2 separate regions of the Homo sapiens genome follow, and region 2 is linked to region 1. Evidence: chromatin contacts called from ENCODE Hi-C or POLR2A ChIA-PET data. All regions are on one chromosome and are shown on one strand. Each heading gives the region's core, a stretch centred on a gene start or an enhancer-like site at or near the end of the contact. The rest is flanking DNA. Distances are from core to core; before and after follow the strand shown.

Region 1 (6,307 bases), core at 2,042-4,541:
GGCTCAGGCCTGTAATCCCAGCACTTTGGGAGGCCGAGATGGGCGGATCACGAGGTCAGGAGTTTGAGACCAGCCTGGTTAGCTCGGTGTGGTGGCGGGCACCTGTAATCCCGGCTACTCGGGAGCCTGAGGCAGGAGAACTGTTTGAACTCAGGAGGCGGAGGTTGCAGTGAGCCAAGATCGTGCCACTGCACTCCAGCCTGGGTGACAGAGCAAGACTTCATCTCGAAAAAGAATAAATAAATAAATAAATAATATGTATCTATACCCAGGGATGGACAAAATTTCATCTGTGCATACTTTTCTAACTTATGAGTCCTTTCTTGACCCCCAAAATTCTTGCTATAAAAAGCTTTATATTTTGAAGATACTATAAGTTGCAAAGTTATATACTAGTGATAGACTAAATTTTGAAACACATATACCCACATCCTAGAATCTGAATTTTCTACTAGTACACTAGTTTTCCATAAGTTATATGTTATACAAATAAAAATTCCTCTCATCTAGGATTAATTTAAATCTCTCTTAAATGTTTACTTCTCTAAACATTTGAATCCCTCATAGGGGCAACCTGTAGTCATCGATCATATAGCTGGAAGGGGCAAGGCTTACAGAATACCTGATTTTATAGGTAAGGCAAAAAGAGACCCAGAGGAGCAGGATAGGTGCTGTTTCCAGTGAAGAATGAACTATTCTAAGATGAGGAATAGAAGAATATCTTGCCAAGTTAGTGAATAAGGTTACCCCTAATAAGATAAAGCACTTCTAAAAGACAGCACTTGAAAAGAGCAGGAGGCTAAGATGATATTATAAGCGAAAGATGTCACTTACCAACTGCACCTGACCCAAATGTATCATCATTGAATTGATCAATCTCTTCATCTTCTTCTCCCAGTCCCTGAAATGCATCTTCATCTTCATCCAGAGGACAATCCTCCAAAGACTAAAAAAAAAGAAAAGACATTAGTTATTCATGAAATTCACACCCTCATTTTAAAAATGTTCTAAAAATGTTCATCTTACCTTCTCAATGAACATAATTGCTTCATTATGACTTTTTGTAAAGATGGCATTTTTTTTCTACTTCCCAATTTCCCTGACACTGGAAGATTTCATCATCTTTCTTTCACTTTCTATTTCCTAATCCTTATTTCATTTAATTCTTGCCCCACCTCACAGCATTCCATTTCTCTATTTTATCAAGAATCCACGAACAGCAGTTCCTCATGCAACCAAGAAATTAAGCCCACAACTTTCCTTACATCACTGGTTGGAATACTGATGACAATTAATAATGAACCCTTTATTTTCTTGTATCTTTATGTATCTTTTCCAGCAAAATTCTCATCTTTCTCATTATATTCATGTCATCTTTTCAACTATTATTCCGTTTTAAAGCTTTGTCTTCATTTTCCATCTTTCTTATCTTCCCTATAGGCCTAAACTCTAGTGATGAAACAGAAAATTAGGTCTTCAACCACAATAAAATGAACTCTGGAAAAGCTGTGGTATGACAAGTTCAAGTTCTGGCTCCATTCCTACAATCAGTGTGAACATGGGCAACTCAGAAAATTTCTAATTAATTCATCAAATACCTTTTAAGGACCTATTGCGTCTAAGGTTCTGTGCTAGGCTGTAAGGCTCAATGTCTTACATTGTAATGCAGGGACAATACCAACTATGGCAGAGAGTTGTGATGATCAAAGTGGGCAAAGATTACAGATTATCGAACAAAGGCTAGAGGCCACCACATCCTAGGTGTGTTCTATTTTCCCCCTTTACTTCAATCTTACTCAACTGATTTATTCTCCAAGTTTTCCTTTTGGTTTGGTCTTAGATCATTCCTATCAAGTATACCTGTCCTCAATTTTCAAAAATTCAGAATCAGAATTCCATATTCTATCAGTAGGTACGTTTGTGATACACCTTGCCTGGCTACCTCTTAGCTACCCTGTTTACAATGGAAAGATTAGGTCAAAGGGCGTTCTTCTTACCCCAGAGCCCTTCCAAACTCATGCCAATAGGCATGCCACTGCCTCCTTATCAGAGGCAACTTCCAGCAGTACTCCCTTCCAAATCACAAATATCTACTTTACCAAATCGCTGCTTTTTTAAATTAAAAATTCTTAAGGATCATTTACATCAGTTCTTTCATGCTACAAATTCAGAAAGTTTACGTCCAGAGATTAGGAGTCACTCAAGGTCACACAGTGAGTTGGTGACAGGGTCAGTACTGTCTGCTGCTATTGCTACATTCCCGGCACCTTCTCCAAACCCGCGTCTCCCAGCACTAGCCCAGAAGGAACTTCTGCAGGACACGCCCCCCTCCCAACTCGGAGCCCTCTTTAGTAAACGGGCTGGGGCCCTAATCCAACGGCAAGCCCAGGCCCCCTTCACCTGAAGGTAGCCTGTGTGAATGGGATGTGTGTCAGTGTAATTCGAGTGGAGGTGGGTGGGGGGTGGTTCCGGGTCCAGGGCGGGAAACGCGGCTCTGGGAATTCCCGGGTGACACCTACTTAAGAAAAGCACCCGGGGAGATGCAGTGCTCTACCCTCCGTGGCTCCTCTAGGGGTGGGGGCGGGGGTGTGGTCTGGTTACAGCACTTAACGGGCCCTCCCCACCCCAAAACGGAGGCCAACTTTCCCCAGCGGCAACTAATGGGACTGTCTCGACCCATGAAGCCAGCTCCCAGCCCTAGGATTAGACCCGCGACCCCAGACCAGTCGCGTCCAGCTAAGTCCTGCGACTCCCCCAGCCCGCCCCCTGCCCCGCAGGAACACAGGACCGGCGCGCGGAGAGAGAGTGAGGGAGAGGGGCGCGGGAGGGAGGGAGGGGTCACTTCCGGTCGCAACAGCTCACCTCGTAGCGGAACATTCTTGGGGAGGGGGGCAGGGAGCGGGGAGGGGAGAGGGGGAGGGAGGGAAGAAGCGCTGACTCCCCGGCTCCTCCGCGCGCGGGTCCTCCACCGGCTCGCGACCCCTGGCCGCCGCCGTACGCCGGAGCGTGCGTGGGGACGTGCGCAGGCGCGCCTCAGGCAGGGCGGCCACCCCGCTCGGCGCCCGGCGGCGGCGGCTGCGCAGGGACAGATTTGGCGTCCCGCTTCCTAGTCTCAGCGGCGGGAAGGAGGTCCCGTGGCGAGAGACTGCGCACGCGCTGCCCGTCTTCGGCTGCCTGGTGATCTGGGCTTGTAGCTCCGCCCCCTCTTTCTCCGCGCCCTCTAGGCGCTCGGCTTGGAGCTCAGGGGCCGGTCACGAGTTCTCCGTCACCCGTGGGGCGGAGAAAACCCTTGTGATTGTCACAGGATATAGCTTTGAAGAATCCTGCGCTTAGCCTGGGCTGGGAAAGATGAGATTCCCGGGCAGTTTTTCCAACGTCCGACTCACTCCTCAGGCTGCTCGGGGGTCTCCCCGTTGCAATCTGCGCCTTGCGCAGGGAAAAAAGAATGGAAAGTTGCTGGTCTTCGAAAGGGGCGGACTTCGTCGCCACTTTCAGCGGCTCGTCGCCTGCTGAATCCACAGCAGGTCAGGGCTGTGATTTATGTGGCTCAAAGTGATGACGGCGCCCGTTTTTTTTTTTTTTTTTTTTGAAATGCTGAAGACAGGTTCCGGGAGGTTTAACTAGGGTGGTATTTTTAAGCGCCAGGCTCATTAGGCGCGAGGAGCTGCAGAGCCTCGAAGGGCCGCACGGCCGTGGGCCGCTGGCCACGCAGCAGCAGGGTCTTCGGGCCGTGGTGCGCCGCTGGGTGACTCCACTTCCTTAGAGGATCGAACCCACAGAGGAATGTGTCCAGCTTAGAAGCTTCGGCCCCCTGGTTCCAGAATTCTGTTGGGTGGTTTGTTACCTCTAGCACGCTCCATGCCCTTCTTGCCCCTTTCCTTTCAGACAAAACTTGCAGCACAAAGAATGAATTCTTTTGGGTTTCGCAATCCGTTTCTTCCCTGGGCGTCTTAAAATGCAGCCTCGTCTCGGAATGGCATACAGTAAATCCCCTAAATGTTAGTGTGTCTGGATCAGTTTGAGTATCGGAAACGCTGAATTTGTGAAGAAAAGTTCTGGGTGGGAGCTTGTGCTTTGCCACTGGCTAGGAAACTTTGGGCAACTTACCTAAACCTCTCTGAGCCTTAGTTTCTTGTAAAATGGGTATAATTACACCTGCCTCATGATGGTAACACTACTAACGATTGAAGGCTGCCTGGGACTCTGCTAGGCGCTTTATAAAATGGATTATCTCATTGAATCCTTCCTTATGTGCCCCCCATGAGGTAGGTACTGTTATTTTCTCAGTTTACAGTTGAGGAACCTGAGGATTAGCGACATTGTTTGCCTCCAACCACCCAATGGCAAGTGGTAAAGCTAGCAGCTGAGATTTGTCTGATTATTAAAAACCGAGTGTCTTAATCACTGTGCCAGAATAACAAAAGCAAATGTTGACATGGGCCAGGCCTGAACTTTAAAGAAGTGGAGCGTCGGGACAAGATGATTTATTGGTTTTCAAGCATGCATGGAACATTATAAAACATCAAATACTAAGTAACAGGCCAGGCGCGGTGGCTCACGCCTGTAATCCCAGCACTTTGGGAGGCCGAGGTGGGCGGATCACAAGGTCAAGGAGATCTAGACCATCCTGGCTAACAGAGTGACACCCCGTCTCTACTAAAAATACAAAAAATTAGCCGGGCGTGGTGGCGGGCGCCTGTAGTCCCAGCTACTCGAGGGGCTGAGGCAGGAGAATTGCGTGAACCCGGGAGGCGGAGCTTGCAGTGAGCCGAGATCGCACCACTGCACTCTAGCCTGGGTGACAGAGCAAAGACTACGTCTCACAAAAAACAAACAAACAAACAAAAAAAACTAAGTAGCAGTACATCTTAATAATTACCAAAGAATTGGTGCCATGTAGATCAAGGGTTAGCAGACTATGGCCCACAGTCCAATCTGGCCAGCCACCCGTTTTTGTAAAGCAAGCTTTATTGGAATACAGCCAACCTTATTTATTTACATATTGTCTTTGATTGCTTTAATGTTATAAAGTCAGAGTTGAGTGGTTACAATGGATACAGTGTGGCCTGTAAAGTGTAACATATTTACTATTTGGCGCTTTACAGAGTTTGCTGATCCCTGATCTTGCAGATCATGTTTTCTGATCATTATGTAAGATATCAATAGTAAAAACAGATTAGGAAAAAAGTCTTAAGTTTTCAGAAATTAAAAAAGAAAAAAAAAAGTCCTGGCGCGGTGCCTCACGCCTGTAATCCCAGCACTTTGGGAGCCCGAGGCGGGCAGATCACGAGGTCAGGAGATGGAGACCATCCTGGCTAACATGGCGAAACCCTGTCTCTACTAAAAATACTAAAAATACAAAAAAATTAGCCGGGCGTGGTGGCGGGCGCCTGTAGTCCCAGCTACTCGGGAGGCTGAGGCAGGAGAATGGGGTGAACCCAGGAGGCAGAGCTTGAGGTGAGCCGAGTTCGCGCCACTGCACTCTAGCCTGGGTGACAGAGCGAGACTCTGTCTCAAAAAACAACAACAACAACAACAACAACAACAACAAAAACCAAAAAACCCCTCCAATTCAATGACTAAATAATGGAAAGCAGAAAATAGTTACAACTGATGTGGTGGGTGGATTGCATGAGCTCAGGAGTTGGAGACCAGCCTACGCAACATGGCGAAACCGCGACTCTACAAAAAGCACAAAAATTAGCTGGGTTAGTTGTTTTATTAGCTGCTCTGCATTATTTCTGGTCGTGGTGGTGTGCACCTGTGCCTGTAGTCCCAGCAGCTACTCGGGAGACTGAGGACGAAAATAGGGAAGCCTGAATATAAATTAGCTATAAAATAAACCCAAAGAAAGTACAAGGAAAGAAATGCTGTAGAGCAGGAATTAAAGGAGCAGAAAACAAAGTGTCATAGACAGGATCAACAAAATTTCCCATTTCCTCTTATACAACACCTGTCTGTGAGGGAGATTGAAAGTCCCTTTAAAAGAATAATGTATTTTTAGGCGGGTGCTGGTGGTTCACGCCTGTAATCCTAGCACTTTGGGAGGCCGAGGCGGGCGGATCACGAGGTCAGGAGATCGAGACCATCCTGGTTAACACGGTGGAACCCCGTCTCTACTAAAAGTACAAAAATTAGCCAGGCATGGTGGCACCCACCTGTAGTCCCAGCTACTCGGGAGGCTGAGGCAGGAGAATTGCTTGAACCTGGGAGGTGGAGGTTGTGGTGAGCTGAGATCACACCACTGCACTCCAGCCTGGGCAACAGAGGGAGACTCCATCTCAAAAAAAACTATATATATATATAT
Region 2 (6,307 bases), core at 1,904-4,403, 810 kb after region 1:
TTTTGAGAAATGTCTATTTTGCCCATTTTAAATCAGATTTTTTTTGTATTGAGTTGTTTGAGTTCCGTATACATTTCTGTTAATTAATCCTCTGTCAGTTGAATGGTTTGCAAATACTTTCTCCCATGCTGTAGGTCTCTTTATTTTATTTTATTTTATTGATTATTTTCTTTGTTGTCAAAAGCTTTAATCCAGCAATCTGACTGCTAGGTATATATCCAAAAGAAAGGAAATCAGAGTATTGAAAAGAGACCTGCACTGTCATGTTTATTGCAGCACTATTCACAGTAACCAAGATATAGTATCAACTCAAGTGTCCATGAACAGATGGATGGATAAAGAAAATGGGATATATATAATATATATAGGAATATTATTCCACCATAAAAATTAATGAAATCATGCCATTTGCTACAATATGGATGGAACTGGAGGACATTATGGTAAACGGAATAAGCCATACATAGAAAGACAAATGTCACATGTTCTCACCAATATGAGGGTGCTAAAAAAATGATCTCATGGAGATAGTGAATAGAATGGTGGTTAACAGAGCCTGGGAAGGGTAGTGAGGAGGGAGGGATAAAGAGGAGCTGGTCAGTGGGTACAAAAATATAGTTATATAGAAGAAATAAGTGCTAGTGTTCAATAGGGTGACTAGAGCTAATAATTTACTGTATATTACAAAATAGCTGGAAGAGTAGATTTGGAACATTCCCAAAATAAAGAAATTATAAATATTTAAGATGATGGATATCCTAATTACCCAGATTTAATCATTACACATTGTATGCTTGTACTAAAATATCACATATATGCCATAAACATGTACAACTATTAGGTATTCATAAAATTTGAAAAATTACCCCTTTGTTTTTAAATATATTAGGAAGTTGTACAACCATCACCACTATATAATTCTAGAATATTTTCACCACCCCTAAATGAAACCTAGACTCATTAGCAGTCACTCCCCGTTTTCTCCTTCCCCCAGTCTCTGGCAACCACTAATCTACTTTCCATTTCTATGAATTTGTCTATTCTGGACATTTCATATGAATGGAGTAACGCACATATATGGCCTTTTCTATCTGGATTTTTGCACTTAACATGATGTTTTCAAGGTTCATCCATTTCGTGGCATGTACTTCATTCTTTCTGATGAATGAATAATGTTTCAGTGTATGCATATACCACATTTTCTGTATCCATTCATCAGTTAATAGACATTTGAGTTGTTCCCACTGTTTGGTTATTATGGCTATGAACATTTGTATATAAGTTTCTGTGCGAGCATATATTTTCAGTTCTCTTGGGTATATACCTAGTAGTCGACTTGCTAGGTCATATGGTAACTTTATATTTAGCTTTTTGAGGAATTGCAAAACAACTTTTCAAAGCAACCACACCATTTTACGTCCCCACCAGCAAATTATGAGGGCTGTAATTCTCTAAATCCTCACCAACACTTGTTACTTTCTTTTTGATGATAGCCGTCTTTGTGAATGTGAAGCAGTATCTCATTGTGGTGATCTGCATTTCGCTAGAGTCTAATGATATTGAATATCTTTTCAGATGCCTGTCATGCACATACTGATTGGCCATATGTGTATTTTCTTTGGAGAAATATATATGCAAATCCTTTGCCAAATTTTAATTGGATTATCTTCTGATTGTTGAGGTGTAAGCTTTCTTTCTGTATTCTAAATACTAAACCCTTATCAGATATATGATTTGCAAATATTTCTCCCCTTCTGTGGATTGTATTTGCATTTTATTTATAGTATCCTTTGATGCACAAAAGTTTCAAACTGAAGAAATGAATTAAAAGAATCCTTTTGAGGAGATAATTTAATAAACAAGGCAGTTGGTGACAGAAGAGATCCAATGAATTAAAGAGGGTATGACTAAAATCTTAGAGAAATTGGAGAGGCAATATTTAACAACATTCTATAGCATTATCTAGGAAGAAGGCACTTTGCATAATAGGCGAAAATGAGAGTTGCTCCTTTTGTTGTTCATGTATGACTATTCGATAAGCAAGGAATGTGTGTGTCTATGTGCAAAGCAATACAGGGAATTAATCATTGAAGTCTACATTTTAACCAGCAAGAAATAAAGGAGGACAAAGTAAGGAGACAGAGATGGTGAGAAAGAGCAATGCTCTACTATAACTAAGACTCCTCCTTATGAGGCATCTTAATTTAGAACTATGCCTATGCTTTAGAGGACTGAAACAGGAGGAACTTGACTTAAATTATTAAGAGAATTACATTGGTTTAAAATAAGGAGAAGGAAAACTAATTTTCTTTTAAATGTACACCATGGGACAGGGATTAGGGTAGAAGCATTACATCCAGTAAATCATTTATTCCTCACCTCAACCCAACGAAGGTGGGTATAATCCTATTTTACAGAGGAAGAAATAGAGTTTAAAGAAACATCACTTCCCAAGGTCACACAATAGAGGAACTGGAATTCAAACTTCAGCCTAATTATAAAATATTCATTATTTCTCCTACTGTCTTAGGACTAAAAAGGAAAATCTCTCTATCTTCCATCTAAAGACATAACATATTACATTAACTCTTTACTTTTTTCCACTGTTTAACATCTTTGAGATCTTACAGTATCATAGGTTAAGTGGCTGAATTTTCTTTCTTGGTGTTGCATAAAATAATGGCACATCTTAACAACAATTATGTGATAGATTCAATGAACTACTCAGATATATGACTGACTTTTGATGGAAATTCTGGCAGAGATATTTAAAGAATAATATTAATAAAATAGTTTAGATTTGAATATTCACTCTCAGATGGAAAGCAGAGGCCTGGAATAGAACATCTCTAAGAGGCAGCATCTTTGTTTAGCTCTACGTTCTTCACACTTAGATGATGGTGCTTCATTCTGAAATATTCTACCTTCCAACACTTGGCAAACATCGTTTTTTACAGATCTTTCACTTTGCTTTTCTGAAAAACAAAAACATTTTATGACAGTACCCACCAACAGGACCTTTCATTAATAATGCAAAAGCTAAGGTGTGTTTGGAGGTATCCAGTAAAATCATAGAAGGATCAGGGAGGAGCAAACTTGGCCCCCAAGAGGCTAGGCCCAGACTGTACCTCCTTCACGTTTTACTCCAGAAAGCAGAAACTCATGACAGGAAGAGGAAGTGAACAGGGTGTGCATCTGATGATAGAGATCAGGGCTGGCCAGTCCTGCGTTCCCCAAACACCCTCCCCTCTGTTCCCTAATATGAGGATGGAGGAACTCCATTTCTTCACCCTATCCTCTCAACTCCAGGGGATACTATAAAAGGTGACCATTAAATAAGGGACCAGGACTCTCACCCTTTCCAATGCATGGGAATTTCCAGATCTGAGGAAGAGTCTATGAGTGAGTATGACAAGAACACAATTAGCCCCCGTATTGGACAAAATTAAATTATCATGCTGCTACTTTTAAACCAAAGATTGCTTCTTAGCCCCAGAGACCCCACAGACCCTCCCAACTCAGAGAAAGACTTGCTCAAAGGCAGGTTCAAGGATGACCTCTTCTGCAAAGCCTTTCCTCACCAACCACTGTAAATTCTTCTCTCATGGCCTGAGTGGATTTCATAATAACTGTGTATTTCACTGGGTCTGACTCTTGTCATTAGGATATAAGCTTCTTGAAGGTAATAACCATTTTTTACTCACCTCAGCATCCCCAGTCCCTGCTCATTCAATTTTCTTTGAATAACTATGTTAGACTTTGTTCTTTAAGAACTTAGTGAAATCATCAACACAATTTCCATTAGCAGCACTACCTCTGTAAAGCACTCAAGTTAGAACAAAAGTAAATATGTGCCTTATCTTCTACACAACTTTACTTTCCTTCAAATGATAAGTATGTGTGGTGATGGATGTGTTAATTAGCTGGATTTAATCATTCCACAAGGTGTACATATATCAAAACAGCATGTTGTACACCATAAATATATACAATTTTTCATTTGGCAGTATTCCAGAAATCAGCTCTAAGCACTTCAGCTTTTATCCTGTTGGCTCGGATGTTTTGAGAAGGAGGAGGTAGTGCAATTCACTATTTTTAGTTAATTCTCTTTTCTATATTTTGCTAATACCTTGTCCCCAAAAGCCAACAGGTGAGCCCCATTTCTGTATTCCACACAAAAGGCAACTCTCCTTCTCCAAACAGCTACCTGCACCAAGTGTACCTGTGACGATTCTGTCCTCTCCTCCAGGATCCTTCACTTGCCTCTGGTCCCCACATTTACTTTAACCTAAGTCTTGATGATTCTTTCTCCATATTGCAACAAAACAATGACATGTTTTGGAGTCCTCCCTACGTATCAAACATTAATAAAAGTATTCCGTACACATATCTCACTTCAGCTTCATAATAACCCTTTGGCATAGATACTGTTATTTCTCAAATTCAAAGACAAGTTGACTAAAGCACAGAGAGGTTAACTAATTTGCCCGAGATCACAAACAGGAAGAGAGAGAACAGGCATCTGTTCTGTATTAGATCCTATCATATTCTTAACCTCCATGGGTTTTACCTTCCCCGTTTGTCTTTTTAGACCTATCTTTAATCCTTACTACCTTGGCAACTTCAACATAGGCTTGTTATTGTTGATTTTTTTTTACTTTTGATTTTGAAATAATGTTACATTTACATGCAAGTTGCTGAAATACTACAAGGAGCTCCTAGGTACACTTCTGCCAGCTTCCCTCGTGTGCACATTGTATATAATCATAGTATAACTGCCTAAACCAGGAAACTGACATTTGTATAACACCACTAACTGAACCTCAGAGCTTATTTGAATGTCACTAGTTTTTAAATGCACTCACTATGCTTTGTGTGTGTATATACAGTTTATTCATCAAATGTAGAGATTTTTGTAACCACTACCATAATTGGATTTTAGAACAGTTCCACCATCCGCCAAACACTTGAGAGTATAGATCATTTCCATCACCAAAAAGAAACTCCCTTGTGTCACCCCTTTACAGTCCTACCCCATCCCTAGTCCCTGGCAACCACTGGTCTGTTCATCATCATATACTCTGTCATCTTAAGAATATTCTATAGATGGAATCATAGAGAATGTAATCTTTTCAGGTCGGCTTTTTTTCACTTAACACAACGCCCTTGAGATCCTTCAGTTCCTGTATCAATAGTTTATTACTTTTTGTTTTTGAGTAGTCCGTTGAATGGGTATATAGTTGGCTTAGCTACAACCTTTCATTTTCTTCTAGCCTCCTATAGTTCTTCTACCAGAATAATCCAGTGATTCTCAAAACACAGAGGGAGGCCTTCCTTCAATTGGTCATGAATATTAAAAAGCAGAATTCTGGATCCTGTTTGAGGTCCATTGAATCTGAACATCTGAGGGTAAGGACTAGTGTTACAATATCTGTAGTTCACATACTTCAGTGTAGATGGTGTAGTATTGATTGCTTTTTAGTTGCATTAAGCTATAATAGAAACCTATGTTTTTTTTTTTTTTTTTTTTTTTTTTTGAGACGGAGTCTCGCTCTGTCGCCCAGGCCGGACTGCGGACTGCAGTGGCGCAATCTCGGCTCACTGCAAGCTCCGCTTCCCGGGTTCACGCCATTCTCCTGCCTCAGCCTCCCGAGTAGCTGGGATTACAGGCGCCCGCCACCGCGCCCAGCTAATTTTTTGTATTTTTAATAGAGACGGGGTTTCACCTTGTTAGCCAGGATGGTCTCGATCTCCTGACCTCATGATCCACCCGCCTCGGCCTCCCAAAGTGCTGGGATTACAGGCGTGAGCCACCGCGCCCGGCCTAGAAACCTATGTTGCTTCCACTTTAATTAGGAATGGTGATGATTAACTGGCACTCTAATCACAAATTCCATTCTTCAGAGGCAATCAGTGGTATTGATATCAGACCCTTTTCTAATTAGAATAACACATGTCCAATTTTTAAAAATATGAGTGGCTTATGACATAGCATTACTAGAAATGGATTCTTATCTGTGAAATTAAAGACATCAATATTTTAGAGACATCCTAAACCCTAGCATGAACAAGATATAAGAATCTACCAATGTCTGTAGGCTTTACCCTTCCACCCTAAATTTATGCCAGATCTTTGGACCATCCATGAACTTGGAAGGCTCTGATGATAGGAGTCTATTTCTAGGAAACCTGGCTTGTACACCCAATTGAAACTTGCAGATAGAATAGTACTAAGCAGAGTACCTAAAGGATACAGAAGCTAGGAATGTGATAAGCATTTTCTACCATATTCACTTATTAGAGCCTA

Evidence for each region. A loop is a pair of places that touch in the nucleus more often than their neighbours do. ChIA-PET counts read pairs that join two places held with the same protein, here RNA polymerase II (POLR2A). Pooled maps may share reads with other maps.
Region 2: a pooled map shows a loop between it and region 1 (3-fold over the local background). The contact joins the enhancer-like site here to the promoter of PATL1-DT in region 1. A Hi-C loop is called at or near these places in 1 of 50 pooled maps. POLR2A ChIA-PET finds 5 or more read pairs at or near these places in 3 of 52 experiments (OCI-LY7, activated B cell and activated CD4-positive, alpha-beta T cell).

Annotation. Positions count from the first base shown.
Region 1 is chr11:59,666,019-59,672,325 of GRCh38, forward strand. PATL1-DT (PATL1 divergent transcript) reads left to right here and starts at 3,292. Exons shown (of 4, transcript NR_187296.1): 1 at 3,292-3,524. PATL1 (PAT1 homolog 1, processing body mRNA decay factor) reads right to left here and starts at 3,019. Exons shown (of 19, transcript NM_152716.3): 1 at 2,863-3,019; 2 at 835-946. The coding sequence starts at 2,877. RefSeq lists a silencer at 2,749-3,098 and enhancers at 3,058-3,352, 3,279-3,568.
Region 2 is chr11:60,479,383-60,485,689 of GRCh38, forward strand. No RefSeq gene overlaps it. Among named protein-coding and RNA genes, the nearest start is that of MS4A12, 10 kb to the right of the region's middle. Within about 2 kb of position 3,154, at least 3 of the 41 ENCODE cell types and tissues checked have a DNase peak (open chromatin) inside an H3K27ac peak, as active enhancers do; they include OCI-LY7, where a contact is called at or near this core.